Regions from separate parts of the Mus musculus genome. Here regions 1, 3 and 4 are each linked to region 2. A link is a loop called in an ENCODE intact Hi-C map of the cell type or tissue named here. Cell type or tissue: left cerebral cortex. All regions are shown on one strand. Region 1 has its middle 21 kb from the start of Mir7676-2. Region 2 overlaps Kctd17 (potassium channel tetramerisation domain containing 17). Region 3 holds the start of Eif3d (eukaryotic translation initiation factor 3, subunit D). Region 4 overlaps Elfn2 (leucine rich repeat and fibronectin type III, extracellular 2).

The links. Peaks named below come from ENCODE experiments on the same cell type or tissue, not always from the same donor. Only the 100,000 strongest peaks of a DNase experiment are listed, where the experiment ranks them.
Region 1: it touches region 2 in a loop (2.5-fold over the local background); 22 of 42 quality-filtered maps call a loop at or near these places.
Region 3: a loop joins it to region 2, with 4 times the contacts of the local background. A loop is called at or near these places in 6 of 42 quality-filtered maps.
Region 4: a loop joins it to region 2, with 3 times the contacts of the local background. A loop is called at or near these places in 2 of 42 quality-filtered maps.

What each region holds. Positions count from the first base shown.
Region 1 is chr15:78,365,254-78,373,253 of GRCm38, reverse strand. No RefSeq gene overlaps it. Among named protein-coding and RNA genes, the nearest start is that of Mir7676-2, 21 kb to the right of the region's middle. In left cerebral cortex, a CTCF peak has its summit at 4,228 (motif pointing right); DNase peaks (open chromatin) are centred at 4,191, 5,218, 5,716, 6,160 and 1 more place; H3K27ac peaks cover 2,377 bases.
Region 2 is chr15:78,431,161-78,439,160 of GRCm38, reverse strand. Kctd17 (potassium channel tetramerisation domain containing 17) reads right to left here. Exons shown (of 8, transcript NM_001289671.1): 3 at 6,085-6,176; 4 at 5,151-5,246; 5 at 3,451-3,576; 6 at 1,929-2,003; 7 at 1,490-1,577; 8 at 1-674. The coding sequence ends at 1,533. Among named protein-coding and RNA genes, the nearest start is that of Kctd17, 6.6 kb to the right of the region's middle. In left cerebral cortex, CTCF peaks have their summits at 2,142 and 4,156 (motif pointing right); DNase peaks (open chromatin) are centred at 2,748, 3,279, 3,543, 4,118 and 3 more places; H3K27ac peaks cover 4,177 bases.
Region 3 is chr15:77,967,262-77,975,261 of GRCm38, reverse strand. It overlaps Eif3d (eukaryotic translation initiation factor 3, subunit D), which reads left to right and starts at 4,438. Exons shown (of 15, transcript NM_018749.2): 1 at 4,438-4,579; 2 at 6,673-6,805; 3 at 7,041-7,086; 4 at 7,823-7,959. The coding sequence starts at 6,683. In left cerebral cortex, no CTCF peak of the experiment used is centred here; DNase peaks (open chromatin) are centred at 4,193 and 4,434; H3K4me3 peaks cover 2,152 bases; H3K27ac peaks cover 1,452 bases.
Region 4 is chr15:78,709,545-78,717,544 of GRCm38, reverse strand. The region is part of intron 1 of Elfn2 (leucine rich repeat and fibronectin type III, extracellular 2); the gene reads left to right. Among named protein-coding and RNA genes, the nearest start is that of Elfn2, 5.2 kb to the left of the region's middle. In left cerebral cortex, CTCF peaks have their summits at 1,510 (motif pointing left) and 4,791; DNase peaks (open chromatin) are centred at 5,391, 6,291, 6,661, 7,570 and 8 more places; H3K4me3 peaks cover 7,144 bases; H3K27ac peaks cover 6,580 bases.

The sequences.
Region 1 (8,000 bases), 66 kb after region 2:
GGCAATCTGGGCTCATAAGGCCCTCATAAAAAAAACCGAAACAAAACAAAAAAGCAAAATAAAATAAACAGAAAAGAGAAAGAAAATAAATATAAAGCTCTTTAAGATTTTAAAATCGAATGGGTGTAATTTTATCCCTTGACACATAATACACACTGGAGCTGGGATTCAGGCCAGACGGTCTAACTGAAACCCCTGCCTTGGCCACCATGCTGCCTCACTCCACTGAAGTGCAAACTGCGGTTTTCTCAGGAATTCAGGTAGGTATGGATAGGGCTTCTAGAAGGTTTGTCCAGCCAGAGTACAGAGGAGGAAGTTCACATGGAGATTTTCTTGTTTACAAAGAGTTCTTAAATTCTTCCAGATAAGGAAGTGCCAGAGATCTTTCCAAGCTGGTGATAGAGGAGGAGGAGGAAGAGGGGGAGGAGGAAGAGGCATTGTAGATGAATTTGGTGAGATTTGGGTCAGAGCCAGGCCAGGCCACAAGGACAATCAGAGTAACAGTCGCTAGGTGCTGGAGTATAAGACATCACGGACTATGGTGGAGAAGTCATGAAGGGACAAAGAGGTAAAGAATAGAAGTCTTAAGAAATACTCTATAAACGAATGGGGAAATTGAGGCACACATACAGAGAGAAATGGATTGCTGCAGTCCAGACACAGAGAGGTAGGAAAGAGGGAGACAGAGATGTGGAGTCAAATCTAGGCCTTTGAACTTTCTAGGGTGACCTCTAGGAGACCTTAAAGTTTTCACTAACTATTGTGGAGTAGGTAGGCAGTGAGGCCCAGTCAGGACTGGGCTCAGCTGACCTCAGGTTCCTGTACACAGGAGAGTCAAAGACCTCGCTCACAGGAGCCCCCAGTGCAGTGGCTGAGCAGTGACTGATCGGAGCAGGTCGTGGAGAAGTACACAGCAGACTCCGTATTCCCCACAGGCTATTGCTCTTGAACTCATTAAGAGAGGCTTTCAGGAGATGCTGAGGAGAGGTGACAGGCATCTATGGGGTTAGAGATTGCACCCCAGGGTGGCTCTGGACATAGCTTTGCCTTCAGGGGACACATTGTCCACTCTTGGCTGACTGGTCCTTTGCCAGATGGCTGAGCATGGAGGTAGTAAATCAGCAAGACTGCCCCGGGGAGTGGGGTAAGTTAGCAAAGCCTACTGTGCGCAGCTAGCAGCTCCGAAGCAGGGTGGCACATCAGGGATAACGACTGAAATTATGGCTGCTTATACCTTTTAATACTGTCACCAGTCTGGTACACTCAGAGACTCCGCCCCTCTAAGCTCAGAAGCCCCTCCCCTCTAAAGTCTCCAATTGTGAAGAGGTCTCCTTGTTCTGTGGGTGACTGCAGATACCTCTGCCCCTACCCACACACCACACGTATAGTAATGGACATTGTTAAAGGATTTGAAATCCCCCTGAGCCTCTGTCTACCCAGCCATCATTCACAACCTGTTCTGTCCAAACCTTTAAATCAAACAAACAAGGGAACAAACAGCACCCCCCCCCCAGATTAGCCTCTAACAGAGCTCAAAGGACAGAGCCTTTGAGACCAGCATCAGAGGACTGTCTCCAAGGTGGGTCACTTCCAAGCTGACTCTGGGACTTGGGCTTCTATAAAGGGTTTACTTAGGAGCCGTTTTCAGGTGCTGCCATGGGGAGTGGAGAGGCAGAGGGAAGGAAGATGATAGAATGTATCCTTCAGCAAATTACCAGCTGCGGCTGGCACAGTTTCCAGAGGGGCTCTGGGAAGTGGTCAGAGCCTGAACATCTGTGAGCCATCCACTAGGAGGGCTGGATGGGAGCTGGTCTCAGGAACCACCTCTCTGATCCTGGCAACTCTGCTTAGCTGTCCTCATGGGGACAGTGTGGGTGCCTGTGGCTCGGGGGCTCTGTGAAGTTTTCTGGAATGTGGAAAGTGAAAGGAGATGAACCAAAGAAAAACAATTGCACGTGACTTTGTGGGGAAGAATGGGTTTTATCCAGTGATTACTGTCAGAGGGCAACATGACGGGATTTCAATGTGCTGGTTGACTTGATTTATTTATTTTTAGTCTAGAACCAGGCAGCATTTCATTTTATAAAATAGAGAACTTCCAGGGAGCCAACAGAGGGTTGCTCCATAATCAGAAAAGGGCTAAAGAAAGTGACTTACAGCCGGGCGGTGGTGGCACACACTTTTAATCCCAGCACTTGGGAGACAGAGGCAGGCAGATTTCTAAGTTTGAGGCCAGCCTGGTCTACAAAGTGAGTTCCAGGACAGCCAGGGCTACACAGAGAAACCTTGTCTTGAAAGACAACAACAACAAAAAACAAAAAAACAAAAAGAAAGAAAGAAAGAAAGAAAGGAAGGAAGGAAGGAAGAAAGAAAGAAAGAAAGAAAGAAAGAAAGAAAGAAAGAAAGAAAGAAAGAAAGTGACTTATTTCACTTGCAGGGGAGATAGGAAAGCATAAAAAGTCCTGGGCCGCCCCCCAGATGACTTCAGGAGACCTTGCTGTGCTCAGGGTTAAGTCAGAGAGAGCCCCACTATCCTGCCTTGGAAGTGTAGCTGTTCCTTAAGGTCAGAGGAACGATTTGTAGTGACTTGTCTGGTGCTGTGACAAAATCCTGGACCACAACTCAAGAGGAAGTGTTTCCATGGGCTTACAGTTCCAGGGAGCACAGTCCAGCATGACCAGGGAAACCTGCATGCAGAGCAGGAGGCAGCTGTCCACAGTGCATCCACAGGCAGGAAGCGGTTGGGGAAGGTCCACCTCTGTGGGTGGCCATAATCCAATTGTTGAGAGTCCCAGGGAAGGAAGCAGAGCTGAGTGTGAGTGCTTAGTGTACTCTCTCCTGTTTATTCAGGCCACGGCCCCAGCCTATAGGATGGTACCACTGCTAATTAGTCTTCATACATTGATCACCCCAATCTAGATCATCTCTCATTGACACGCTCATAGGTTCATTTCCATGGCGATCTTAGATGCAGTCAAGTTGTCAAGATTAGCCATCATACCTGGTGCCCTGGGACTTTGGTATGATGAGTTCATTGTACCTACCAGCTTGATCCATTGAGGCAAAAAACAATGGCCTCCTGGCCTTTTGATTTAATATTACTGACAAAGGGGAGGAAGTGACTCACTTCTCCTTTTGATTGGCTGGACCTTTGAATGGATGAATGGGGGTATAGAAGGGGAGAGTGGGGACTCTGGGGACAAATGTGGTCAGGTCATCTGTATTTGCTGGCTGCTATGAAGCTGTGGTTCTGTTTCTGTTGGTTCTATTTCAAAGGAATGGCTTTCAGGTTCTTGGACCCTCTGAATAGCAGTTGGTCCATGCCCAGCTGGGAGGGACAAAGGAAGGAATGTCCAATTCAAGCCTTGTCAGCTAAGGCTCTGGAAAAGAGGTCAGGAGCATGTGCCCGGTGTTGGCTGGAGTAAGATGCTCAGCCCCCAGTAGCATGGATCTGCCTTGGACTGGCTGTTTAGTTGGAATTTGGGCTTGCTGGGAATACACTCTCATGCTGCCAGAGGCCATGCCAAAGTTCCACTTGTCTGAGTGCAGATAATGGCACTTCTGTGTCTTGCTGTCCCCCAGCTGTCCCAGTCAGAGACATAGGACCTACATTCCAGAACACTGAGGCTTGCTCTCATCACGAGCACTATGTGGCACACAGGGACATATATACACACTGTCGCTGCGGTAGCTAAACAGAGGTATAGTGGCTCTTACAAACAGGTGTGCAATACTGTGGCATGTACACCAACATGTGTGTCTGTTCACATCTGGATATTAACACAACAGAGGCATTCATTGTTAGCGTCCACCCAAATACAAGTGTGCAAGAAGGGACAGCCTCACACTACTTTTTCCTCCTCTTCCTCCTCATCCCCCCTCCTCCTCCTCTTCTTTTTAGACTAACCAAGTGCACTAGTTAAAAGGGGGAGGGTAGAACATGGAGTTCTATCTTTAACTGACTGTGAGCAATCGGTTGAGATAACTCACCACCTCTGGACCTGTCCACACTAGGTTTAATGTTCTATCTACAGTTAGGGTTTTGCAATTCCTTGCAATGTTTGCACAAGAGGTCCGAGTTTCCGTTTGGCCCTGAGCTCTGCATAGATGCACCCGCACAGCTCATTCTGCTTGCTCTTTCCTTGTCTTGACCACCAGACTTCAAAGGCTTCAGAGATCTGCAGCGGGAGGGTCTGACGCCGCAGAGTTGAAGTAATGCAGGGTGCTGACCTCTAGGTGGCAGCACCATTCCGATCAAACCTCAGTGGGCTGCAGAGGGGAGAAAACTGGCCCCTCAGATAGGGGTTTGAGGTGGCCCCAGGATCCACTGTCCCCCACTCCCTGCCCCCGAAAGCTTGAGGTTTACCAAAGTAACTGCCCTAGAGGGAATTACCTGATCCATTCTTCTACCAAGGAATCTTTAATAGCTTTCTTTAAAAAATCTAATTACAAGTCATGGATAGTGGTGCCACACCTTTAGCTCTAGCTCTTGAGAGGCAGACAGACTGATTTCTGTGATTTCAAGGCCAGCCCTGGTCTGCATAGAGAGTTCTAGGACATCCAGGGTTTTGTAGTGAGACCCTTGTCTTCAAACAAACAAACAAACAAACAAATCTGATTACAAACGCAACACATTTTATTTTAGAAAACAGAACACATACACACAGATGTATGTATGTGCATGTGTGTGCATGGGAGGTGGCATTTGTGCATGTGAACGCTGGTGCCTCTGGAGGCTAAAAGAAGGTCAGACCCCTTCAAGCTGGTGTCTCAGGTAGCTGTGTACAGGGAACTAAATGTAGGTCCTCTTCAGCAGCAGGAAGTGCTTTACCCACAAGCCATCTCTCCGGACCATATGTGGTTTTAAAAATGCCTTTGGCTTTTTCTATCTTTCTTTCCACCACATCTTTGGGATTTGGTGGGCACCCCCTCCCCCAGGCCCCAATTCAGGATTCAAGTTAGAAACCAGGAGAAAGGCCCAAGTCCTTGAAACTCTCCCCACTCCTCAGGCACTGTTCTGTTGAGATCTCCACACAGACCTCCTCTCTATCCAGGTTTGAATGTCCACTAGGGATGACCGAGGTTCCCTTCTGAGATCTCTTCCAGATGGCAGAGGTTTCTCACAGTCTCTTCCTTAGAGGCCTGTCTCGTTCCCCTGTGGGCTGCTTTTGACTCAGACTTAACAGGCAGAGGGAAGGAGTAGCCATCTCTCTCAGAAGGCACCTGCAGCTGATGTGTGGGCACAGATGAGTTGTTCTCATCACTCTTGGGAGATATTAAAAGCCATACTTGCCATGGTGTCAATGTGGCTGGACTGGGGACCATCTAGGAAGCTTCATTTCTGGTGTATCTGGGAGGGGGTTTCCAGAGGAGACTGTCGTGTCAGTGGATTGAGTCTGGGATGATCCACCCTTGTGGGCAGCCACCATCCAATAGGCTGGAACCCCAGATAGAAGAACAAAAGGCAGAGGACAGACATCTTTCCCTCTCCTGGAGCAGGGACACTCTTTCTGCTGCCCTGAGATACCACACCTTTACAAAAACCCCTTCAGTCCCAACTGCAGGATTTATAGGAATAGACCTCCTAGTCCCAGCCTGTGAGTCTAGATTGAACATTACAGGACGTGTTTAAATGTGTATTGAGCCAAGATAGGAAATCCCAGTGTCTCCAGCTTGAAGAGAGCCCGCTGAGGCTTTGCAGGGTCCATAATCACGTAAAGTAATCCCCCAGACACCATTTCCTCTCCTTCTTTTCTATTTGCTTGTCTTTCTAGAGCAGTAGCCCTCGACCTGTAGGTTGTGACCCTTTTGGGGTCAAATGACCCTTTCATAGGGATCACCTAAGGCTGCCATAAACCGCAGATATTTACATTACAATTTATAACAGTAGCAAGATTACAGTTATGAAACAGCAACAAAAATAATTTTATGGTTGAGGGTCGCAACATGAGGGACAGTATTGAAGGGTCACAGCATCAAGAAGGTTGAGAGCCGCTGCTTTAATGAGCCCTGGCTAAGGACATTCACCTCTCAAGGGTGTGTGTCCAAGTCACGTGGTGTTCTGGGGAGCCCAGCAGTTTCCCCCGCTAAGAAAGCTTCCAAGATGTCAGGGAATCAAACTGAGCATTAAACTGAAAACATCAGAAAGATTCTTGCTTAGCTTTTACCTTTTAAATTTAGAAATGTGTTTATCTTTATGTGTGTGGGTGCTTCTCGCGCATGCGTGTCTGTGTGCTCTCAAGTGTTCTCTTTCCCTGTCTCTCCAAATGGCAGATCTGTTTCCTCCTGTCCCCTAGCTCACCGCACCATCTCTAGCTTTGCGGGGCACCTAGAATCAATGGGTTTTTACTGGGGGTCAGCCCTGTCTATTCATCTTTCTTGTTCTCTCTTGAAGGTAGCCAAGGGGGAAGAGCATTGGTGGGGGCAAGACTTGGTCTTGTGAGATATTGAGGGTTGCTATTTAATAATAATAATAAAAAATGTTTACCTGTCTTAAATCTAAGTCAGTTTGCTATGGTAGCTGACCTGGCTGTCTGTGTTCCTCTGAGACCAGAAACCTGCCAGTCTCTGGCATCATACCACAGTGAAACAGAAGGAGATTAAGTGGAGTAGCCCTGTTCTATCTCCACAGGAACTGTGAGGCTCTAATTCCCAGCCTACTACTCGAAGTCTCAAGAAGAAAAAGGGACACTTTGAGAAAGTGATTTTAATCTTTATTTCTAAGGACTATATGTGACAAGTTCTCCAAGGAAGTTCTCTAAGAAAAGATTCTCTCTTTAAAAAAAAAAAAAAAAAAGAATCTTCCCTTTCTTTTCCCTCAGCACTTACAGGTCTTTCAGAAAACATGACCACATGGTAAAAAGCTACCACAAGTTTACACATAAAGTCAAATCATCGATTGAATAAGAAGTTTACAACAGGGGATGTTGACATGCATATCCATTTAGAGTAATTATCTGGCTGAACATTCATTATTTGTCACAAGCTCAACAGGTTTATGGAGCGTTAAAGACCATAACTAAGTTGAAGTTTGTACAGATAAAACCCAGTCAATATCTTATCATCTCTCCTTGCACCTATAGTAAATCATTAGTTCCCTTTTCATGACTTTTGGTTAATTGTTTTATAACCTCTTGGAACGTGCTCTGAGTTGTAGATGCCTGCTTGCTATCTCAGGGACAATAAACTCATGACACTAAAGACTGGCAGGGTTCTCAGTGTAGTTTTGACATCATAAAGGACATGATAGCAGCCCTATTATAAAAGATCTTAATAATTACTAATACAATTTTAGGAATTCTTATAGGATTATCATTAAGAATTAAAAAGCCATCAATTTGTCTATATGGCATCACTAAAAGACAGACATCTTCGTTGTTCTGCAGAGATCTGCTCAGAAGGGTGGGCTAATACCTAGTCTCACACACACACACACACACACACACACACACACACACACACACACACACACACACGCACACACGCACGCACGCACGCATACACACACACACACCTTGCCTAGAGCAGCGAAACCATCAGAGATTTACAGTCCATGGCAGAACCATCTCAGGAAGATCACCTGCTCTTTTTCAGCTTCTCCCAGACGGCTCCTGGCAGGGTTTCATGGTCTGTTTCTGCTGACTGTCATGGCACAGTGTAGGCCACCACATCTCTCTGTATCCTGGTCTTGCCTCCTTGTTGGCCTCCTCCTCCTCCTCACTTGCTGTTTCTTTAATTCCTCTTCCTCTAGCACCTCCTAGGACTCTGTTCCCATGATGTCTAACAGACCTTGGTGGTGTGGGGGGGCTGGAGAGCTCACCCCACACCACTATTGTGCAGGTGTGGAAGAAGTGGAGAGATGACCAGCTCAGATACCTCTCAGGCCCAGATCCAAAGCTTTGACCTGGACAATCCCTACATCTACCCCACTGGTGAAATGCAGGAGTGCATGAAGGGGCCAGTTCTGCAGATCCAAAACTACAGGATCTCCATGACACAGG
Region 2 (8,000 bases):
CCCTGGACACTGTACTCTGCTGCCAAACACACGGTGGCACAGAGAAGTGGTGGCCAAGGTGCTGTTAAGCCTGTAACTTCCTTCCTGCCTGGCAAAGTCCTCACATTGTCCCCCACCAGTATCTGAGGCCATAGTGTCCCATACAGGGGCGGGGCTAGAGCCCTTCCCCTAAGAAGGTAATGATTGTAGCCCCAACACACTCAGGGCTCCCAGGAACCCCATGATCCTCCCTGATTCTCACAACAACCCTGTGAGGTAGGTGGGAGGAGAGGATGACCCTATGGTGCCATAGAGACTGAGGCTCTAAGAGGTGCTATGATGGGACTGGGAGGGAGTGTATCCGCCATGCAGCAAGGGCGCCCAGGTGAGGGGACAAAAGGGCCTGGAAGATATGGGTAGGTAGTGCCACAGTTTGGCCTTGGCGTCTCTGCCTGGAGACCCCAGGACCCATGTCAGGCCTTCCAAGGTCCCAGAGGGCCCCAGGCCTGGGCCCCAAGGCAGGAGTGAGTCTCAGCCCGGCAGATGCAGGCAGCACTGACAAGGTAGAGGGCTTGTCTTCCTCCTCGGGCCAGGGGCCCACCCCGTGGTACAAAAATAAAGGATTTCAGATCGGAACCCCAAGTCCCTGGAGGTGATCTGGGGGCTCACATCCGGGTGCCTCTGGCTTGTAATAGCTAGAAAATAAGAGGGGGGGGGGACAGAGGAAGAGGAAAGGGGGTCAGAGATCCAGGGTTGGGGGGGTGGTGAGGACAGGGTAATGCCGGGACAGGAAAGTTGGGGAGAGTGGGGGAGGGAGGGAGAGAGAAAGGCAAGTGAGTCCCAGGCTGGCTCTGGAGGAGGGGTGGGGCTGAGGCCCAAAGAAGGTGGAGTCAGAACCGAGGGGGGGAGAAGCTGAGGTCTTGGGCTGGTGGTGGCAGCCTGGTGGCAGGGCAGGAATGGGAGAGGCAGATCTCTGCTGTCCCAGGCAAAAAGGGGTCACTGGAAACAGCTGTCCGCCCCCATCTTAGAATCCAACCGTGGCCCAGAGAGAGGCGGTGACTTGCCCAAGGTCACACAGGGAGCTAAGGCTGACTGAAGGCTATAGTCAGCCAGTCAGAGAGCAGGCTTTGTTTTTTTCTGCCACACTACAATCCTTGGTAGGCTCTTGCCAACTCCTCAGCCAAGGGACACCACATATGGCCTGTCCACCCACTCCGCAGAACTAGGGGGACACAGAACCCACATGCAGTGCTGCACGATCTTCTAGGCATGCGGGGTGGGGCAGAGGCACAGGGCTGGTCCTCCCCTCCCCAGCCTGGCCTCAGTGCTGGAGTGTGAGAGTCTCCACCTCTGGACTCATGTCAGCTCTCAGGGCCTCACCCCAAGGACCAGATAAGTTGAGAGACTTTGGAGAGAATCAGCCAAAAAAAAAGTCGGCTCGAGTCCAAAGACAAAAGACGAGCACCCTCCTTGCTTCCGCCCCTCCCTCCAGCTCTGCCAGGCTACAAACCAGGGGCGGCAGCTCTGGGGGCGGGCGCGGGGCCGAGGAGCTCTCACTGCAAGCTCAGGCTTGGGTCTGGGAGGGTGCGGACAGGGACCTGCAAGGAGGAAACGTGAGGAGGCAAGTGGGAAGAGTGGGGCCTGTGGCCAAGGCCAGCCTCAGAGGTGCTCTGCTGGGTTGGAGGACAAAGAGCAGATGCGGCCACGCCCCTCCTCCCCAGGCCAGGAGGCAGGAGGGGCTGGAAGGGGCGAAGGAGGCGGCAGGCAGGATGCTTGGGGATGCAGGGCGAGGGGGCTTGGGGAGAGGGCGCGGGAGACTGGGACTAGGGCAGCCCCAGGGTGGAGACGGGAGCAGGCGGAGAGGAAACCTGGGCAGGGGCAGAGAGGGAAGAGGCAGGGTGCAGATGAGATCCAGGAGGAAGAGGAGGTGGATGAAGATGAAGCAGGACCTCCAGCAGGAAGCGGAGGAGGAGGAGGCGGTGGTGGGAGGGAGAAAAGGTTAGCGGGATCCTGAGATGACAGGGCTGCAAGAGAAAGTGAGAGAGGGATGGTTATGGGCGAGGCGCCAGGCGCTGAGCTAACCCTGGTGGCCCGCCCCCGCAGTTCCCGGCGGCAGCTGCTCCAGCAGGGAGAGGGCGGGAGGCCCGGGCTGTCATTAGCAATCGTCCTCTTGGGGGCGGGCTGCACCTTTCTCCTGGGCATCCGCCTCCACCTGCACCTGGGCCACCTCCACCTCCTCCACCTCCTGCCGCCGCTGCTCCTCCAGCTGCTCGTCCGTGCTCTGTGCACCCGCCGCCGACCAGGGAAGAGAGAGTGGAGACACTGACGAGGGGGCGGGGCTGCGGGCGGCTGTCCGCAGGGACCCCCGACCTCAGGACTGAGGGGCAGGCAGGATGAAAGGGACCTCTGGGAGAGGGAGGGCTGCAGCCAAAGCAGTTGGTGGGTCTTCCCTAGCCCAGAGGGAAGGCTTAGAGCCCAGCCAGGCTGCTGTTAGAGAGCCGGCTAAGGGGACGGCTGGAAGAGGAGCCCGCCGGCTCCTGGAAAGGCCTTACTTTGGAAGGATGGGTCCAGAGCAGGAAGCCAAGGTTGTCCCAGGGCAGTCACCAGCCAGATCTAGATGCCAGCAACAGTGTCTGGCAGCCTGGGCCAGGTTGGTGACACAGGGAGGGGGTCAGTGCAGCAGGGCACCCTGCATTCTTGCAGGGAGGAGCCAGCCACTGGCTTGGGGAGTGGGAAGAGGAACACACAGGGAGCCGGAGTTCCTACGACTCCAGCACATGGGCATAGCTCCCACCTTCCCAACCTGAAGCATGCCTTCTTCTTTGATGGCCCTACCGCAGGCCCAAGAGGGCAGGACCCTACTCAATTCCTCCCACGGGCTGCCCGTCAATTGTGCTCTTGGGAACTGGCTGCCTAGGCCGGAGCCCAGAGGGCTCCTGACACCTTTCAAGCAGGCTACCCAAAAAGCCTGGAGAAGGCTAGGATATCTTGACCTAGGCTGATGAGTGACCAGGCGGTCACCAGTCCCTGGGAAATACAGCAACCTATGGGAACCCAGGAGTTCCAGCCTGGAATCACCAGAGCGTGTGACCCACCACTCCCTTCACAGAGAATCCAGCAAAAGATGCGAGAAGAGAGACCTGCCGGAGGTCATATACAGCGGCATGCCACAGTGTGCCCCTGCTTCAGTGTGCTCTACTTCGTGCCTCAACAGCTGCCCACGTGACCCCTTTTGATGCCACGTGATTGAAAAGCAGCATCAAGCTCGCTCTGTCTGGAGCCTTGCAATGGTCCTGCCTGTCTGCTCCCCAGCCTGGGCCAAGGGTGTGAGCTGACTGGACTGTGGTGGCGTGGGATGGATGGTGTTGGCTGTGACCATGACCATGAGTGTTATGTGGGTGTGGCAGGAGGGAGGAGGAAGCAGCAGAATGGGGGAGGGGGGTGCCTTCTTCGCACAGGGCAGGGACTCACCTTGGCCTTGCGAGTGGACTCGGAGCTCAGGCCGTGTGGGGAGCTGTGGAGCTCCTTAGACACCACACACAGGAACTCGGCCTGGTCCTCACTCCCATAGTTGTAGGAGGAGCCGATGTTCACCAGCTGGAGTGAGACACCAATAGGACGGGGATGAAGGGTGGGGTGGGGGGCAGGAGAGACACAGGCACCAGCCTGTGCAGGAAGCTCCTGGTCTCCCAGAGGCACAGAGCCTAGGAAGGCAGGCTCCTTGGTCTCCACCCACACCTCCCCAAGCATGGCTGAACCTGACCCCGAAACAGAGAGTAGTATCACCCCCCCCCAGCTATACCCTACAACCGGGTGCCACTTCCTGAAACAAGTGGGGCCCCCCTCACCCTGACATTGCTGCAGCAGCTTCAGGACTAGGCTTGCAGGCTAGGGTTGGCAGAGCAGAGCCTATGGAATATTCCTTTTATTTCCAGAAGAAGCAGCCAACTCCCCAGGCTACAGGACCCAGACTGGTGGCCCCTGACCTGCTGGCCTAGTCTCTTAGAGCAACTGCTCAGTGCCTCTCCCCCTCCCCCCATCTCGCTTCTCAGATCAAAGGCCTCCTTTGTTCAACGGTGTCCTGTCTGTATGGCCCTTCTGACAAAACTGTGAAGAGATGCGAGTTCTTGGGACCAACTCAGCGGGCAAAGAAAAACATTACCCTCTCTGCCAGCAGAGGGCAGGAGAGACAGTAGACTATCAGAGGACCCCAGTGGCAAGAGGCAGGCTAGGGACCAAGTTCCAGAGCCCACCACTTCTTCCCTGGAGTCTTACAGACTCACACACATCATTTCTAGGTGTTTCGAGACTATGCAACTGAGGGTGACACTGACTTCCTGGCTCCATGTCTGGACTGTGGATGTGGCCTCTTTGAATGGTGTGACACTGGTGCTGATGGGTAGAGTCCTGTCCCAAACTAGAACCTTTCCTGATGGCTCTTCTCACTGTCACAAAGGCCTTATAAAGGAGGTACCGGTGAGCTCACATCCCAGGCTGCAGAGGCTGGGGGAGGAGCAGTCAGAGGACTGACAAGAGGGCAGCGCTGGAAGAGAGGGTATCCTCCCGTCCCAGTTGGCTGGTTGGTCTTCCTTATAATGGCTATCCTGGAAGGCCAGCCTTTTCCAGTTTCCATGCAGTAGAAGTTGGCAAGCTAGGTACATTGTGGGCTAGCTCAACTCTTCTCTCACTCTCAAGGCTGTTTAGAACTTGAGTTCATATTGGGCCTCTGCGCCCCTAGTATCCTAAGATGCATAGCGTGGCTGATAACAGTACTCTCCCATGGTGCCCTACATATGGCCTGGGGGCCTGGCTAGTCACACGTGGGAAGCCACCACCTGGGGCTTCCAGGAAAGAGGGATGTTTAGCCCTATGCAGGTTGTGTCATGAGACCCTGGAGGTCAGGCCTGGGGCATGACAGGAAATCTACTCAACTCTGGTTCTGATCTCCTACACCTGAGCTGTCCCTGAGGACCAGAGACTGGCTGCTGTGCAGATCCCCAGTGACCAGGATGCCCAGTAGCAAGGGTTCCCTGCCTCGTTCCTTCCCAGCCCACCTGTGACCAGCAGGTACTTTTGTAGTCTTGCTTAGTCCCACTCGAGGACCACAGGGCTTGGGGAGGGGCTGGAGGCTAGAAAGGACAGGCTTAGGGTGTCCCTTGTGCCCAGCCCACCTGCTCGAAGCGCCAGCCGTCGGACATAGTGGATACCATCTGTGTGAGCTCCTCCTCTTGGCACTGCAGCACTCGGTATACATGCTTAGGTGGCACCTGTGGGTAAGACGCTCACATGGAGGGCATGTCCAAGGTCACCAGGCACTCGGCTGCTCCTTCCCCAGCCCATAACATAGAGGGAGGGCAGGAACGTTAGATGGGAAAGGAGGGAACCATGCTCTGAACACCTACTATGTGCCAGATGCTTCGCGTATGGGAACCATGCCCTGAACACCTACTATGTGCCAGATGCTTCGCGTACGGGACTCACTCCTTCTGAGACCCTTACGGATTACAAAATTTTATACTGAGAGTCTCAGAAAGGTTCAGGGACATGCCTAGGGTCACCAGTTCAAGGGTGGCAGAGCCACGTGTGGAATATGGGTGGCACAAGATTGAAGACAGGAGACATTCTGGGTTATCAGTGGAGTCAGGCCCTCACCTCCTTAGTCCCCGTGGCTGGGAGGTGATGTCTCACCCCATCCCTCAAAGGCCTGAGGCCTGAGCTCTGAAATGCTAGCCCTGAGTGAGTACCTACCCGGGGATGGCCTGATTCCATGAAGTGGATATTTACCCATGCTGTGTGGCCGGGTGTGTGTGGGGGGCTGGGCTGCTACTGATACCATCTTGTGAGCATGGGTAGCTAGGCAACTCTGAGCATCTCTGCTTCCCATAGAGGAAGACAAGGGCATGATAACCCTTGGTCACACACAGCAGAAGCCAGGCAGAGGTAAAACCCCAGCAGTGTAGAGCCAGGCTGGGGCTGTGCTAAGCAGTCTGGGAGGCCTCCCTTGTCAGGCAGCTCGGCCTCTCCCTCACCCATCATTCCCCTCCCCCTCCCCCTCCCTTCATCCCCTCCCCCTCCCTCCACTGGCCCTGCTTCCTCTCTCCAAACCTGGGCCACTGTGTAGTCTTTCTCCTCCATCCTGTCTTTGATGATTCGAATCAGAGGACCAATGTTGTAGAACTCTGCTTCCTCCAGGACCCCTGGGGCACAGAGCAATACAGTCACCTTTACTGTCCCCAGGCTTGTTCTCCTTGTCCCCAGACCTACTTCCTGCTCTAGTCACTTGGGCACGTAAGGGTCCATGAGTTCAAGGGTCAAGAAAGAGTTGACATTTCAGGCCTAGGGATTTGCTCAGTGGGTAGAGGAGCTGACTAGCACTCACAAAGCCCTGGGTTCGATCCCCAGTGCCAGACAAACCATGAGTGTGACAAACCCTTGTAATCCTAGCACATGGTGGGTAGAAGCAGGAGTACCAAAAGTTCAAGGACATCCTTGCCTACGTAAGAAGTTTGAGGCTAGCCTGAGCTATAGGAGACCCAAACAAAAAAAAAGGAACATTTTCCCCCCCTTGGTCCCCAAGTAAGAGGCTGAGATGTGACTCCTCAGCCAACCCCGTTTTCCCTGGTAGTGATGAGTTTGTGACCCAGGACTACCTGTCATACTGGCTAGTTCACAACCTGGAGATGTTCTGGGCATCAAGAGAGAAGGCTCACAGGGACTGTGCCCTAGAATACAACAGGGAGGGCCGAGGCTACCCACTGTGTGCCCTGGTTTATTGAGCACACGCTAAGTCCCAGGCCTGAGCCGGGTTCTTCACGTTCTTGACGGCACTGTTAGAACTAGAAGTGAATCCCTTCATCATGTCCACTGAACAACTGGGGAAACTGAGGCTAGGAGACAGGAAACAGCCTGTCCAAGGTCACAGGGTCGGTAAGCCACAGAAATAAGGCAAGCTCCACCTTCAGAGCCCGGGAACTCTCAGTAGAAGTAAACAAGCTTTTGTGCAGCTCAGCTACCACTCAGAGCTGTTGGTAGGTAAAGCCCTTGTGGGTCCTTCACAGGACCTGGGACACAGGGAAGCGGGAGTCACTGTTTGTGTGTTATGGGACTGATCTGAGAGATCAAGCCAGCCATCCCCCTCCTCCCACAGTGACCTGGGAAGAGCTCCCAGGAGTCTGGACTGCAGGAAGTCTCTGCAGGGCAGGGGCCTACTGGGCTCTCTAGGCTCAGGGACCATCACAGAGTGTCTACGTCCTCTCAAAACTTAACCTTTGAAACCTAAAAACCACGTGATGGAGGGAGGGACTCTGCCCTGCTGGAGGTGAAGAGTCATGAGGACAGAAGTCCAAGGAAGTGAGAGGTCTGACAGAAAGGCTGACAGCCAATGACTCCCTGCCTGCGTGGACCATGCAAGTGGGCTGTTGTCAGGAGCAGGAGGGGTCAGGCTAGAAGCCCCCATGCTAGCACAGTGACCTCGAATCACAGCCTGCAGAGCAGGGAGGGATCGGTGGCTGTCATTAGAATCCCTGTACTTAGAATCCCCTGTACTTCCCTAGGCATTGCGGCTGTAACTGGGTCTGGGGCCAGGGGGTGAGGGCATTCTCTATGAATGCTCAACTAGTACCTGCCTCAAGGGACAGCCAGCAAGGACTACTGCCCAGAGTGACAGACAGAAATCTCTGGCAGAGAGGAACAGCAAGCTGTGTACCCCAGGCTAGGCAGCTCCGAGCTGTGAGAAACTCCCTTCTACCTCCCCAGTGTTTACTGAGTCGGGCACAACTGTTTCTACCCTTCACAGACCCAGAGAGGTTAAACTAACATTTCCACTGCCTCCTTGAGAACTCCATCTCTCCAGATAACCCCACCACCACCACCGCATCTGAGGGTATGAGAGCATCTGAGGGTATGAGAGCATCTGAGGGTAGGAGAGCATCTGAGGGTAGGAGAGCATCTGAGAGTATGAGAGCATCTGAGGGTAGGAGAGCATCTGAGGGTAGGAGAGCATCTGAGGGTAGGAGAGCACA
Region 3 (8,000 bases), 460 kb after region 2:
GCAGCCTAGGCTTTGAGTGGTCAGGGGACTCCTGTAGGTACTGGCAACCTCAGAGCTGGAAACTGCATTACCCACTAACCACTGTGCAGCCTCAGAAGCCTGTCAGCATTCTTCTATTCCAAAACTGAGCTCTGGTTTCTTGAACTCTGTATGTGATGCCGGAGTGTGGGGGCAAGAGGGAGGAAGGAGGGCAATAAGAAAGAGCATCGGGAATGAATGTGATCTGATCGATGTGTGCTCGTGTGCATGTGTAGAGATGTCATAATAAAGGCCACGGTTAGACAACTGCTATGCACCAGTTAGCATTTTAAATACAAATTTCAAAGCAAGAGCCAGGCATGATCGCTCACACACATCATCTCAGCACTCTGGAGGCCTGAGGCAAGAGGATTACAAGTTCAAGGCCAGCCTGGACTACAGGAGTTGAATCAGCCCCTAGACATGCCAGAATGTCTTCTTCCACAGGTGACACATGCATGCCACCCATAGGACACTCCTACGGAAACCCCAGAGTTCCCTTCCCATTGAATTGCAGCCCCTGAGCCCAGCCCATAGAAGTCACTGGAATTGTTCACAGTGAAGAGTCTATGTGTGGGAGGGAGAAAGTGAAAGGCAGAGGGCACAGAGATAAGAACCACACCACCCAGGGAAGGTCTCCTCCACCACACCACCTGGGAGATTTAGAGTCCATAAAAACCACTGTCTAATCCTGCATCTGATGCCTGCTCTGTGAGCTACCTACCCAAACGCTCAGAGCCTCCTTCTCCATCTATTAGAAAACTCACAGAACGGTCATTTTAAAAGTCATTTGTGGAAAGCACTTAGCACCTTGACTGGAATACAGTCAGCACTCGGTAAATGTTATATCCCTCTCTACGGCACTGTGGGTTCCATTAGAACATGCACTTCCCTTATCTAGACAGATGTTTTATCAGAACAGAACAGTATAGCACAGGCTGGGGCCTCTCACTTCCAGATGTGACTTGTAGGAATGCATAGGAGGGCCTAGCAGGCTCTTACAGTTTACTTCCATCAGCATGGGAGTTCTCTGAAACAAGAATCAGCTCTGCCCAGCGTTAAACATGAGATCCTAATGCAAGGGGGGGGGGGGACTCTTAGCCATGCAGAGAGAATATCTTCTTGCCTGCTGTCTCCAGTCCTTTCATTTCTTTACTTAGTCAACAAATCCTTATTAAGTGCACACTCTGTGCCTAAGGTTCCATGTACTGCCAGAAACACGAATCAAGTAAGTACTCGGGTAATACAAATGTCAAAAGGACAAGACACTGGGAGACGATAGGATCGAGAGTAGACACCTGCCTTGTTTGCCTGCTTTCCGCTCCTGGTCAAACGTCACTTTTTAAAATATTTTTAATATGTATAGATGCTTTGCCCGCATGTCTGTCCATGCACCACTTCCATGTCTGCTATCCACAAATGCCAGAAAAGAGCACTGGATCCCCTACAACTGGTTGTGAGCCACTATCTGGGTACTTCGAACCAAACCTGGGTACTCAGAGAGAGCAGTTGAGCCATTTCTCTGACCCCCAAATGTCACTTCTTAGGAGACACCTTCCCTTCCACGCCAGTCTTCCTCTCATTTCACACAGAACACCCCGAGGGGATGAAGCACACCTCTCTCATTTGCTAGAAGAAACCCTGACGGAGCAGGTACAGGGAGGGTCTGCCTCTCATGCCTTTTGGCCAAGCGTAAGGTTTATACTAAAGCCTGTTAAGCTGTGCTAGTGTGTGGCACATGTCTTTGATCCCAGCACCCAGGAGGCACAGGCAGGTGAATCTCCATAAACAGGAGGTCATTTTGGTCTACATAGCAAAATCTGGGCTGGCCAAAGATACGAATTGAGACCCTGCCTCAAAATAAATAAATAAATAAATAAATAAATAAATAAATAAATAAATAAATAGAATGATGTAATCATAAAACTCGAGGCTTTGAAACATAAATCCCTATGCTAGCCTTAACCATTATGAGCCATAATGAGTTCTTTACTCAATTTCTCAAGGAGATTTTGTGCCTTTCCAAGCTAGACAGACTGTGAAAAACCTTTTGCTAAAAGAGGCCCCAGTTTCCAACTTTCTGACAAGAATGTAAACTTTGGCTTGAGACAGGATCTCATATAGCCCAGGCTGGCCTTGAACCTCAGTCTGAAAATGGCCTTAACTTCTGATCTCCCTATCTCTACTTCCTGGGTGCTGAGATTACCAGTATATACCAACATGCCTGGGTGCTGGGAATCAAACCCAGGAGGGATGTAGGTGAGTCTTTTTTGTTATTTCCTGTCTCTAAAAGCAGGTTCTAACCGCCTTAGGTCCACAAAACACTTCTTGGGCACACTCTAGAAAAATGCCACCCCACAAGAGTGACACAGAACTGCAGAATTGTAGTTGGGGGGGAGAGGTGGCAGGGACCCTCATGAGAGAACAAGCTGCGCGGTGAGCAGAGAATGAGGCAGGACCCTCCAAATCGCTCTCCATCTGAGAGAGCAGAACAGCTGGGCCACAACAGGGGAAAGATGACTAAACTCCAACGACAAGCTGTAGCAGATGGCCTCTGGGAGCCACTGCAAAAAGAAAGGGGAAAGGAGAGAGGCATGATGGGAGCAGTTCAGCAAAGATACATGCCTCTTTATATTTTAAGGCATTTTGATTTTCTACTGATCTGGGCTCTTGCTATGGAGCCCAGGCTAGCTTCAGGTCTGCCCAGGCTGACCTCCCATTTGCAGCAATCCTTCTGTCTCAAGTTTTCAGGTGTTGGGAGCTCAGGATCAGCTGGACAATTCAGTGAGAACTTGCTTAACAACTGTTTAAGTCCGAAGGATGGCTGTTTTCAAAGCAAGTGACTTTTCTCACAATCTCCAACTTCACCAGCTTCTGTCGTTATGATCCCTCCCCTTCAGTTTCAGAGTAGAGGGATCCCAGAACATGCTGCAACTAACTCTTAAAGACATACAAACAAACACACACACACACACACACACACAATAGGACCCAGACAGTGACAGTAAACCTTTGGGGCAGAAAGTACAGCAAGTGTGGGACCTGCTGGGAGAGGAATGAGAGCAGGGTCGTGGTGGCCAGAGCAGAGGTTGTTCAGAAGGGCAGGGAGATGTCAGGCCACATCTTCCCTCGGAAGTGTGGGAAGAGCTTTGAGCATCCTGAGGAGCAACCCACTGGGAGTATGAATGGTTCGAACAATGAGGGAGATGGTACTATGAGGGCAGACAGCACTCAGGTACGGCTGAAGTTACAACACAGACAGGCTAGTCCCAATGTGGTGGGAAATTTAAGTTAATGACGAGGACCCAGCAGGACCCACCAAATCCTGAGAACACAAATTGGGGAAACGGGAAGGCAAGCTCATTGGTAAATTAGTGAAATGGGTAATCCCACCAACATTACCATTTCCAACACAGGTAGAGGCCAAATCACCTGATCAAATTCATCCCAGTGGTATCCACGGTAAGGACCCGAATGTGGAAATGTCCTTTGACAACCATTTATTTTACAATTTATTATCTAGCATTTCCAGTTTCATTAAGGGAGGAGGGGAGAGAGATGTCAGATATGAAGGCCATAAAACTACACTTGGCTGACCCTGGACACCACATGTATCTAAGATGTTTTTTTTTTTTCTTTTTTTAAAGATGTATTTTCTAATCAAGGAGATCTGCTGAGAAACTATCAAGGAAACATAAACAGCAGGCAGAAGGGACCAGCTTTTTAAAAAACGCCCATCCCGAGTCTCTTTCCAGACGGCTGCAGGGGGTGGAAGACGCCAAGAGGTCACACTGACCCGCACCCTGTGAACTGTGATGATCAATTAAGACGTAGCTTGGATAGCCCCGATCTGAATATCGATTTAGAGCGAGGCACTCTAAATCTGCTTTAAAAAATAGCGACCAGAAATCTCCGTTGAAAGACGCTTGTGACCTGTGGGACAAAGGTTTGAGTCCTAGCGGGCACCCCGAAGCTCTAGCAACCCGGACTAGGCAGGTCATTTGCCACCCTGCGTTGGGGCCACAAGTGACAAGCACACGAAACGCGCCGGGCCACTCTCCAGATAACGATCAGCCAGACCGACGACCACGCTGGGGCCAGCGAGCGCGGCGGGGCATTGTGGGAGGCAGAGGAGGCGAGCCTGGCGCGAAGCATTATGGGACACCGCGGGGACAGCTCCGACTCCCCGCCCCGGCTTCTCTGGCCCCGAGCGTGACCACGATTCAGTTCTGAACCTCTCCGGGCGTCCCCAGACGCCACTGACGTAATCCCCTCACTTGTGTCTGGCACCTCAGGGGCGAACGAGGATTTTTTTTTTTTTTTTTTTTAAAGCCGAGAGCTGTGACACACTTCCGGTTGTGTCTCACTTTACGGCTTGACATTTTTCCGCTGACTAAGAAGGAAGTGGTAGGGCCATTTACGACAGCGCTGGTCGCCGTTTACGGCACCGGCCCCTGCGCGCGCATCTTCCCTCCTGCCTTGACTCCTCGGAGTATCCCGGCAATCGCAGTTTTTTCCCCGGGCCATCTGTCGCCATCCGGGCCCGTGAAGGCTTTTGCAGGTGAGCGGCTTGTTTCGTGGGACCCTGCGGACCTCGCGAGCCAGCCTGGGCTAGACGTGGCTTCGGGAGCTCCCGGAAGAGCCTTCCTTTACGTCCTGTCGCCTGTGCCCCTCCGCTGGGCGGGGCGGGAATTGGCCCCCGGTGGTCCCAGGCACGACTCAGAATGCAGGACACCGGACCTTGTGTGTGGATCCCTCGCTCGGCGCTCTGCTCAGCGCCGTGGGGTGGGTTGTGGGGCGACGTAGCCTCCTCTAGGGGTTCGAACAGATTGTTTCTGTGCTCCGAAATGGGGGGCTGAGAGTAGGTTCCAGCTCTGATCGGAAACGGAGCCCAGGAGTTAATGGCCCCCACCTGTAGTGTCCCCAGTGACCCACACTGTATTGTGGCCAATACAGCTGTCGCGCCGTTTTACTTTTCCCCTACTGCTTTCTTTCTGATTCACGTGTGCAGTAGCCGAAGGACCAAACCCTGTCCATCCAGGGAGATAGATGATGATGCACATCAGGCCTTGAGCCATCTTGAACTTGTGACAACTCAAGTTTACAGTTGCTTTGGGGGCAGCCTGTTGGGTATGGCTTAAAGCCCCAGGTGGTCAGGCTGCCAGCTACCCACAGTATAACCAGAAGGAGGTCGGGCCTAAGTAGACAGCCTTGGAAACTTTTTGAAGGGATGGGCAGATGGACTCCTTAAGTTAGCAGAGCTAGCTTTGTGTCTCAAAGATGGGGTGTGTGGTAGCAGTCGGTGGTAAAGCGTCCAGCACAGCACCCCAACATCCTGGGGCCTCTTACTTCATGTCAGCTGTTTGAAGGCCACCACACCCCACCACCACCACCTCACCCTCTCTCCCACAACCCCGTGTTCTTCCTACAACTTAGCATACGTTCATATTTGGAGGGTGAAGCTCCTGGGTTTACTCTTGTCCGTGTCACCTAAGTATCACCAGCTTCCGTGTGTCAGAGGAGGAGGAGAGGCTACTGAGCTCTAATGGTGGACAATTTCAGGTTTCTTGTGTGTGGTCAATGCATGGGTTTTTTTTTTTTCCTTTTGTTGTTTGCTTTGGTTTTTGATGGGAAGTGTCCAGCAAGCCCCTGGATTATACAGCTATTAGCTTTTACTTTCCTAAAATGAGCTGTGGTATATACTATATACTGCGGGGCCAAAGCTACACTGCCTGTGTTCAAATTTTCTTACCCAGAAAATGGGACTGGCCCCACGGGATTGTCCGAAGGGTTTAGTGAGCGCGTGTGCTGTAAGCGGTCAGAACAGTGTCCTGGTGCTCCTGCGTATGGACATTTGACACTCGGCCGCTTTTGCTCTGAAGTTTGTGACCACCTTGGTCACCAATGGTCCTTTTGCTTGGCTGCATGCACTGTACAGGACTTGTGCTGATGGAAAATTGGAAGGGTGGGGTCTGATTGAGGGTTCAGGGGATGGTCTTGTTTGGTTGGTTTTAGTCCTTTATTTTTAGGATTTTGTTGTTGCTGTCTGTGTATGCACGTGTGTGGGAGTTTGTGCTGTGGCATTCTGCTGGAGAAGGCCACGTGTGGGGGTCTGTTCTCACTTTCCACTTTGGTTCCACCTTTACTTGTGGCACCATCTCAGCAGCCCGAGGGTCTTTAAAGCACTGTGTGCCGGTGCCTTTGTGTAACTGAGTGGTAATTGTGCAGGGTGACAATCACCAAGACTTTGACCGAGGCCCTCTGATGGAGACTGGGTTTAGAGACATTTGCTGTTGGGTGCTTTGGTGAAGGTGTTTCGGGGAATTCACTACTCTTACCTCCTTGAATAATTGAAGACACCTTTATCATATGTTCTACTGAGAAAGACGGGACACCCCATCAAGGAAAGGCACAGCTTCATTGCAAAGATGTTCACCAAAGAACCTGTCCTAGAATCAGTGAGACATAGGAAAATGTCGCTGGTGTTGGCAGGGTTCTGCGTTTTGAGTGTTCTTTGAACAGTTTACAGGAAAACCCTGTCCACAGTGCTCGAGAGCCAGGGTGCACCTCTGCAGTGCAGCTTCAGTGGAGGGTGGAGTGTTTGGAACTTGGCGGCCTTCCTTCTGAAACTTCTCACACTGCTTGTGTTCACAGGTTTTAGAAGATGGCGAAGTTCATGACACCTGTGATCCAGGACAACCCCTCAGGCTGGGGTCCCTGTGCCGTTCCTGAGCAATTTCGGGATATGCCCTACCAGCCATTCAGCAAAGGAGATCGGCTGGGAAAGGTATTGGGTCCCTTCAGCTGGGGCAGCTACTCCACAGTTCCCCACTGCCTTTCTAGTCTCTTGATGGATATCCTTCCTTTGGGGCTACCACCTAAGGAAGGCCCTGACCTCCAGAATGAGTCAGAGCCAGGGTAGCCACGTGCAGAGCATCAGAGGCGACACTGATGCCTTTTGTCGCTGTCGATGTCAGCAGAAGTCTACTCGCCTGACCTGTTGTCTTCCTTGTCCCTCACAGGTTGCAGACTGGACAGGGGCCACATACCAGGACAAGAGGTACACAAGTAAGTGGTCCTCGGCGGCCCGTCCACATCTGGGTCTTGGGAAGCTCATTACTTTTTTCAGTAAGCCCCACATGAAAGGTTTTTAGAAAGGAAAGGAAATGGTAATGGTAGTTATTGGAAGTATATTCTGGAATAGAGTGTACACAAACCATGATTTTTAGTCCCAGGATGGCCAGAGATTCCTGAAAGCTACTTTGCATTCTGTTGCTTGGGACTTCTGGAGCCATCAATCCATGGACTCTCGGCTCTGAGCCTTAGTTTTAAGGTTCTGGTAAGGGAGGCCGCTTTCCCTGGTGCCAGTTAGATGTTTGGAAGTGGCTGCCTAGAGTACCAAGTTAAAGTGGATGAGGTCCAAAAGAGGCTGTCGGGGTGGAAGGCTGTGTCCGCAGCTCTGGGTGATGGCTGGGGTGGTGGTACAGCTCAGATTCTTACATGACCACGCAGAGGTACAGCGGGGTAGTGGCATCCTTGGGCTCTTGGTAAGTTGTTTAGACCCAAGCTCTTAAACCTTAAATGTGAGTGTGAATCATGAATCACCTGAGAGCATGTTTAAATACAGGTTCCCATCTGTCAGGTCTGGGCAGGGGCGGTGAGTCTACCCATCTCACAAGCTTCTGGCCAGTGCTTCAGGTCAGGAGCACACTTAGGCGAGTGGGGTCGAAGCCTGGCATGCACCATGAGCACGACACTCACTGTGTAGGTAGCACTTAGCACACACTGTCACCTTTGCCTGCAGACAAGTATTCCTCTCAGTTCGGTGGGGGAAGTCAGTATGCATATTTCCATGAGGAGGATGAGACAAGCTTCCAGCTGGTGGACACGGCACGGACACAGAAGACCGCCTACCAGCGGAACCGGATGAGATTCGCACAGGTAGGCCACGGCTGGCAGCCCACACTCAGCTCTCACTGAGA
Region 4 (8,000 bases), 280 kb before region 2:
GTGTCTGTGTGTCTGTATGTGCCTGTGTGCGTCTCTCTCTCTCTCTCTCTCTCTCTCTCTCTCTCTCCCTCTCTCTCTCTCTCTCTCTCTCTCTGAATCTGCGTACTTGGGGAGATTGTGTGGAGGAGGATAGAGGCTGCCAGGCCTCGGTGTGTCAGGCATGACCAAGGAGAATGAGCCGGGGACACTGCTCAGAATCTCAGCCAGATCTGGATACATGTGGTACTTAAGGGTACTTCCCAGGGCTCTGGACTCTTCTTACCCTGCAGCTGGCTCCTTGTTGAGAGATACAGGTGTTGAACTGGGGTGTGTGTGTGCGCCTGTGTGTGCTGAGTGCGCGTGCATGTGTGTGCGCGCGTGCTCCTGTGTCCGGCTGCGGATGTCACTGTCAGCAGGCCAGGCTGTGGGAGGAGAAGCTGGGGGAAGGGGCAGCTGCTCGGCAGTACCTGGAGGAATGTAGTAGAAGCTGCAGCCCTGGCTGTTGGCTTCGCTGACGGAGGAGGGGCATCTCAACACCCGGAGCTGCATCACGAGGGCTAGGCATGTTTGCCTCTGTGTGTGTGTGTGTGTGTGTGTGTGTGTGTGTGTGTGTGCTTGGCTCTAACTGTTTCTGTACCCTGTGGACACCTGTGGGACATGTTATGTCTAGATCAACAGTGGGCTTGCACATGCGTGTCAATGTTGTCTGGTATGTGGATGAACGCACATTGCTGCTGTCTTAGCTATCTGTGGACCCTCTTGTCATGCATGGTGGACAGGGGGACCTCTGGGCCACCAGCCTTCAGGCAGGAAAAGAAGAGTAAGACACCGGGAGAAAGAAGTGTGTGTGTGTGTGTGTGTGTGTGTGTGTGTGTGTGTGTGTGTGTGTGTGTGTGTGATGTCAGTGAGAACCTTGGGGTGTGACATCAGCTTCAGGCTATTGGTGACGTCACAGGGACAGCAATGTGAGGGCCACCCTTATGGGCCGGGGCATGTGATATCACTGTGCATGTGTGGGGTTGAGTGTGTTTATGCCCCTTGGGAGGAGGAAGAAGAGGAGCAGGGGATGGAGCAAGAGCAAGAGGTCTCTTGCAAGGGGTCCGCGTTTCCTGGTGGTCTGAGGAGGTGTGGTCGTTCATTTTTTAAGGAGGTTGCTCCCCAAGGATGCACCTCATCCTCTCACTCATGATATCCCCTGGCCTCTGAGTCTCTCCCGTCTGTGCTGGCAGCTCGAAGACCTTGGGCACATACCTTGTTTGCATACATTTATGTGGACGCCTGGGCACACTTCGAGGGAGCATGGCGCCTCAGATTCTAATCTCAATTTGCCGTTTTCTGAGTTTTGCGTTTTTGAGTTTTGCTACTTTCCTGCCTGGACCTTCATCTGTCACTTGTGGAGGAGGCTAGAAGTGAAGAATGGGGGTCCCAGGAACCACAGCGGGCCTTTTGGTGTCTGGCACCTGGGGTGGAGCTCAGTCTGTGCCAGATCTCTCTTTCTGTTCCTTAGAACACCCCTCCCCTCCAGCACCCCCTGCTGTTTTGGTTTGAGTCGAACTCTGCAAAGATGTTGCTTCCCTTCTTTTCTGGGGTCCTCGAAGTAGTCCTTTAGGTGGGTGGGCTGGCTGCTGTCACATCCCTCAGGGAAACTGAGGTCAATGCATTTTTCCCCCCTCCACAGTGTGGCTGCAAGGAAAACATCAGGTCACCAGGGAAAGGGACCGTATGTGACACACAGGGTGGGTTGAATCAGGTTGGCAGGTGGCTTCAAAGGTTACTGGCTGCCGCTCTCACAGATTTGTATGGAGATGGGCACACTCATCTGTCACAGATTCTCTTCAGGGGCTCTGAATCCTCATGCTCTCTCTTCAGGATGGCCCTCTTCTCATCCCATGGCTGTCAGGAGTGTTAGGGCCACCTCTGTTGCTCCCAGTTGTGTGTGACATAGGCTCTGTAGGTAGGAGGAGTTTGAGACTCCGTACCTCCTGTCAGACTGCTTGTGTGAGAACAGTCTATAGAAGGCTAACTCACACATCTGCCTCCAGCTGTCCCAGGCGATCCCTGATCAAATTAACCTCCTCCTGGCTCAGTGACTACCCAGGGCAGAGGTTCTGACACTGCGGCTGGGGATACTGTCTGTGGGCTCAGGATAGTAGAGTGCCCTTGCCTTCAGCTCAGCCCTGCACACAGCTGCTGGGGAGGCCCTCGGGAGGTCTTGAGGACTGCAGGGACACCTGGGCAAGCCACAGGAAGGGGTTGGCTTTGGAGAGCAGTGGCCAATACAGTTGCAACACTGAGAACATTAGGGAGAGGTCCCTTCAGCCCCTGCCTTAAGGCCTGGTTTGGGGTACAATCTATAACTTGTCTTTGGCTCTTGCTTAGTCCCACAGAATCCTTGCATAGTGAGAGCAATAGGAATACTTCATCCCACAGACAAGGCACAGAGAGGTTGTAGACCAGCCCAGGGCTGCACAGATGGGCAATTAGGACTGGAACTTCAAAGGCAGACTCTAAGACAAGCTCCATTCTTTTCTAAACTCCTTGCCAACTGGGCCTGGGTCCTTTTATCTTTGGGTGTCCTGTCTGTCACTAGGGTCCTCTCAAGGTGTGTGCCACTCATTTGTAAATGAGGAGAGGGACCTGGCCATATGGGGAACAGTAGGTGGGGGTGACTTGTGTGATGGTTGCAAGGATAGACCTGCAGGAGGAGACACTGGGGGAGCCCCCTGGTCTTGCTCCCCTGTCCTACTTTCTTTTCCTGAAGAAAGTTCTCTGATTCTGACCTTCCATGGTGCCTCCGATATTGTGTTTGTGGGTATTTGGCTGTGTGTGTGTGTGTGTGTGTGTGTTTGTGTGTGTACGCACGCATGTTAGCCCATACTTTCTGCTCTTTTCAGCCTGAACGTCTCATCTTCTGAATTGTGTGGGAGCCGGTTCGTTAAGTGAAGAGGGTCCAGGAGTTACAGTCTACCCACTGGGTTTGGGTTATGTCTTGCGCACAGAGAGGACAAGGCCCATCCTTCCTGTCACCCCCTCTCTTTAGAGGACTATGGGAAGCGACTCCCAAGAGCTGGTGATCTGTCTGCTCTGAGACAGCCCCAAGCCTCAGACTTGACTCAGTTTCCTGAGTAACATCTTTCCCCCACTACCGTCCTTCTGGGGTCTTGGACAGAGAGAGACTAGGACCTGCTTGCCTCTCTTCCCTGCCCTTCTCATGCCCTGGGCAGGCGGAGGGGTGTGTTTCACAGATCTGCTTGCTCGCTGAGCTGTTTCTGGTTTGTCTCTCCCAACTGCCTGCCAAACCCCATGGTCCTCAGCAACTGCTCATCAAACACATCTTCCATCTACCCGACGCTGGTTGATGCTGCTCCCGTTCACATGGTGCTCACAGATGTATGCTGTTCACCCAGGGAGAACAGCAGGCCCGGGGCTCAGACAAGTGCCTCTGGAGAGGAGTCCTAAACCTCTGGCACACAGTAGGGCTTTCGTGACAGCTGGTCTTCATTAGTGAGTGCTCTGACTAGGAAGGGCTGGTGCTGGAGGCTGGAGGCAGGTGCTGTGGAGCCCCAGGCTGGCTGGTGGAGGCTGGGCTGCCTTCTGTTCTGGGCAATCTAGAGCTCCCTTGAGCCGGCACCTGCTCTGTGCCAGAGAAGCATGAGAGAGTCTTTTCTTTTTTTCCTTGTTTAATTTTGGCTAGAGGATTTTGACTGCCAGCCTCTGAGGGTGGGAGTGGGAGCCCGACCAGGTGGAGAAAGCATGTGTGGGCCAGGGCCACGGAGGTAGGGAAGCACGGAGCGGATTTTTGAGAAGACAAGTCTAGACTTGTGGTTTGGGGGGTCGACCATACAGGCCGGGTTGAGAAAGCATGCACCGAGTATGCTGATCTCTAGTGTTTGCTAAAATGCAGGCTCTTAGGTCCTGCTTGACATGACTTTGGTTTCACAGGACCCTGAGAGGGTCTAGGGACCCCACTCTGATGCTTTCCTTAACAATCAACTCATTCATGTTTGCAGTGGGATGACAGTGTTGCGGGGATCTGGGGGGGGGGGACTGTTACATGTTCCTTCGGGTTTCTAGGACTCTTTCCAGGCTATGGGTAAGCAGCAAGGCCGTCCTGGTTCTCCCGAGGGGCCTGAACTCAGGGCAGAGCCCTGCCTCGGGTGATACAGGTGGATACAGACTGACAATCTTTAGCTTGCCCCGGCTGCTGTTCTGCACGGATTCTGTGAGCCCCTCACATAGTCCCTAGACGCCCTTTGGTGGCATCACTCTTGTGCAGATGATTAAGAGGATGCTGTCTGCCGTCCTGGATTTGAGGTAGCACAGCCAGTAAAGCCAGGCCTTGGAGGCAGAGCTGGAGAGGGACTGCCCCAGCACCTTGGACAGAGCATCAGCTCCTAGACCAAGCTGGGCCTGAGACTGCGCAAAGGGGTTCAGAGCCAGGAAGGCGTCCCAGAGGAGGTGTGTATCCGGTCGGCCCGAGCTGGTCCCGCGGGGCCCCGCCGCCTCAGTCTCATCGTGCGGCTGCGGGTCCCCGCCCGGCGTCGCCCGCCCCCGGCTCGGCCGCCGCTTTCCGCCTTACTTCCCTGTGCTTAGAATTTGCAGCCGCAGCCGCTGACGCTCTCGCAGCCAATTTCACGGGCTCTGGGCTCGGCTCGGTGCGCAGGATGAAGAGCCGCCGGCGGAGGCGGGTCCGGGTGGGGGTGGGGGTGAGGATAAGGATGGGGGTAGGAACGCAGCGAGGCCGGCGCGTTGGTGGGGCAGGAGCGTGCCCTGCTCAGACGGAGATCTAGCGTGCACCCCCTGGGGTATACTGCAGAGGGTGCAGGCATGATCCAGTGTCCTGGGGTAGTGTGGCAGGTGTGCATTGGTCCCCATGCCTGGGAGGGGTTCCCTGTGTGGGCAGGCTTGGGGACATGTATGTGTTGGCGTGTGAAACTCTGTAGGGTGTCCTGTGCACGGGGGCGTGTTTGTCTGGGTGCCTTTGGCAAGTCTGAATGTGTGAGCAGCCCGCAGTAGGGGGCTAGTGTGTGTCTGTGGGTGTGCTGATGTGTGTCTCTGCAGAGTCCCCAGGCGTGTTGACACAGCTGTGGGGCTGTGTGTTGGGACGTATGCCTATGTAGGGGCTCTCCCCCTGTCCAGGCTCTGTGGGCGTGTTGGTTCTGTCTGGGTGCACCGTGTGGGTGTGTGTCTAGAGTGTGCCGCATGGGAGGGTTGCAGCCCTCGCTGGCCAAGGGTCTCAGTGGGCCTCCGCTAGGGTTGAGAGTCATTCTCTCAGTTTCCACCCTTGTTCACCCTTTCTGCCTCTGTGTGGGGATGAGGGAACCCAGGCAGGCAGGGCTTCAGTGTTTATGTTCTGAGTGCGAAGGCTGCCAGTTCTGGGTAGGTCTACATATGTTTGTGAATGGCACTGGTGAGGGGGTGAGGTGTGAGCCCCTGCCTGCGTGGGAGGTCTGGGAGTGCCATCTGGGCTGATGGAGGATGTGGGAGCAGACAGGCAACGGGGGCCCTGTGAGTGTGCACAACACGTGTGTATACATTCGGAGGCAGAGCTTGGACCCCGCTATCCCTGTCCCCATTGTGCCTGTGCAGGTAGAGAGCAGACAGGTGTAAGTAAGCCCATGGTGGGAGACTGACAGGGCAGGGCAGGACTGGGCAAGGGGTGTGTGTCTGTCATGTGGAATTCTGAATGAGAGGGGGCTCACAGGGTCAGGGCTCATCCTTCCTGGCTGTGGACAGGGTGTGGCTCCAGTTGATGAGAGGGACTGGGCGTTGCTGGTGATTTGGAGGACCGGCAGGAGGGTGGCACAGGTGGGCACTCAGGTGAGGTGAACGCTATATGTGTGGGTCCTGAGCATTACTGTGGGTGTGTAACTGTGTGGCAGTGCCTGTGAGTGAGGGGACTTGGGAGAGTCAGGGACCCTGTGGCTGAGCTGGAGTCCCTCTGTTCCCAGAAGATCTACCCATCTATTGATCAACGTTGATCATCCATTAATCACTTCTGCCCTCTGACTTCAAAGATGTCTGATGGCCCCTGGCCTCCCGCTCTGCCCCTAAACTCTATGCTATACCTTGGAGAGTTCCCAGTCTGCCTATCTGTCCTGAGGCCCTAACCCTCCCGGGCTCCTCCCCCACTGGCAGGCTCTCTTCTGTCTCTCACCAGTTTGCCATATTGCTCCATCCTTCACCCCACTTATCCCTACTCCTTCTTTCCCGTCTTCCTCTCTATCTCTCACAGTATCTCTGTGCCTCTTCATCTCTCTCCCCACCTCTCTATCTTGGTCTCTCTCCATCTCCTCCCACACTTCTCTGCCTCCATCTCTCCGGCTATCTCTCTCTCTCCATCTATCTCTCCTTTCATCTCTCTGACTTCTCTTCATCTCAGTCCATCTCTTTCCATCTCCCTCCATCTCTCTTTCTCCTGTCTTCATCCTCTTCAGTCTCTCTCCATCTCTCCCCTCATCTTTCTGTCTCTCTCTCCATATCTCTTTATCTCGGTCTCTCCCCCCAGACCTCCCCACAAGGCCCCTGCCATCTCCCAGCTGCCACGGCCCTCCAGCTCTGTCTCTAGATCTGCCTCCATCTCTCTCCCTTTCCCTCCACCCCTCCCTTCCCTCAGCCTCTTCTCTCTCACACTGATATCATTTGTGGTATATGCTGTTGCCATGGGAAACCTAAGAAAGAAGTGAGTGTACCCTTCAAGACTTCAGCATTTTCCCTCCTCCCTCCTCCTGCTGCCCCCTCCCTCTCTTCCTCTCCTCCCTCCCTCTCTCCCCCTTGCCTCCTGGCAGAGCGGAGGACTGAGGAGGACTGCTGTGCTGGGCCAGGACCCAAGACCTTATTGCCACCGCTGCTTCCGGGGCTGCCTAAGCCCTTCTTTGAGACCGGGGTCAGGGACAGAGCCTCACTGGCTTCAGGGGCCCCCTTTGCCGGCAGACATCTGGTAAGGACAGGGTCCTTATGACTGTGAGTGTGTGGCTGTGTGTGAGCACAGCTCACATGACCTGGCCTTGCAAACCCGTGATCTAACCCAGCTTCAGCCTGCCGTGGGTCCCTTCCCCAGACCCTGCCCCCAGCCATGGGCACCCTAACTTGGCCTCTTCCTGGCTCCCTCTCCCCAAGGCCTCAGAGGCTGTTGTCAAAGTGGCAGGCTATTGGGGGCTGGGACAGTCTTCACAGAGGGTGAGCAGAAACCCCCCACTTCCAACCCCTGGTAGCTTAGAGGCCGACTACTGCTGGCCTGTGCAGAGGATACCTGTATCTGCTGGGAGTCTGGTCAACCTCTGGGAAAGCCTCTTTTCTCTCCAGTGGGAGCTTTTCACTAGAGTGCAGGCTGAGGAAGGGTCAAGGTGAGAGGCGAGATGCTGGTTATGCATGAGTGTGGGGTCTGATCCTCTCATTGAATTCTAGAGGTGGCAGGGAGAACAGTGTGACACTCTAGGAGGCCGCAGGCAGGCAGGCAGGCAGGCGGCACCAGTCCAGCCTAACTGTGCTTGGTGGCTGCCCTGGAGAGGAGAGGGCTGTCAATGTCAGCAAGGCTGTGTTGGTGGTGGCCACGTGGAGGGAGCTGTTGTCCAGGCAAGTGGGGCGGGCGCTGAGTGACGGCAGTTGCTGTGGCATTGTGGTCTCCATGGAGAGAGGAGGAGACAGGGAGGAGGCTGGCTCACTGGGCTGTGTTGGTGGTTGCTAAGCAGAGAAAGATGCTGTCTCTAAGGTGTGGTGGTCTCCACGTGGAGGGCTGAGGCACACTGAGGTGTGCAGGTCTCAGAAGGGGCTTCTGTGGGGGAGAAAGTGTGGTGGAGGAGTAGCAAAGAGGGGGAAGTGCTCTTCCATGGGTGGGCCTGGGTGTCTGGGGGGGGGAGTACTCTTCCATGGGTGGGCCTGGGTGTCTGGGGGGGGAGTACTCTTCCATGGGTGGGCCTGGGTGTTTGGGGGGGAAGTGCTCTTCCATGGGTGGGCCTGGGTGTTTGGGGGGGAAGTGCTCTTCCATGAGTGGGCCTAGGTGTTTGGGGGGGGAGTCCTTT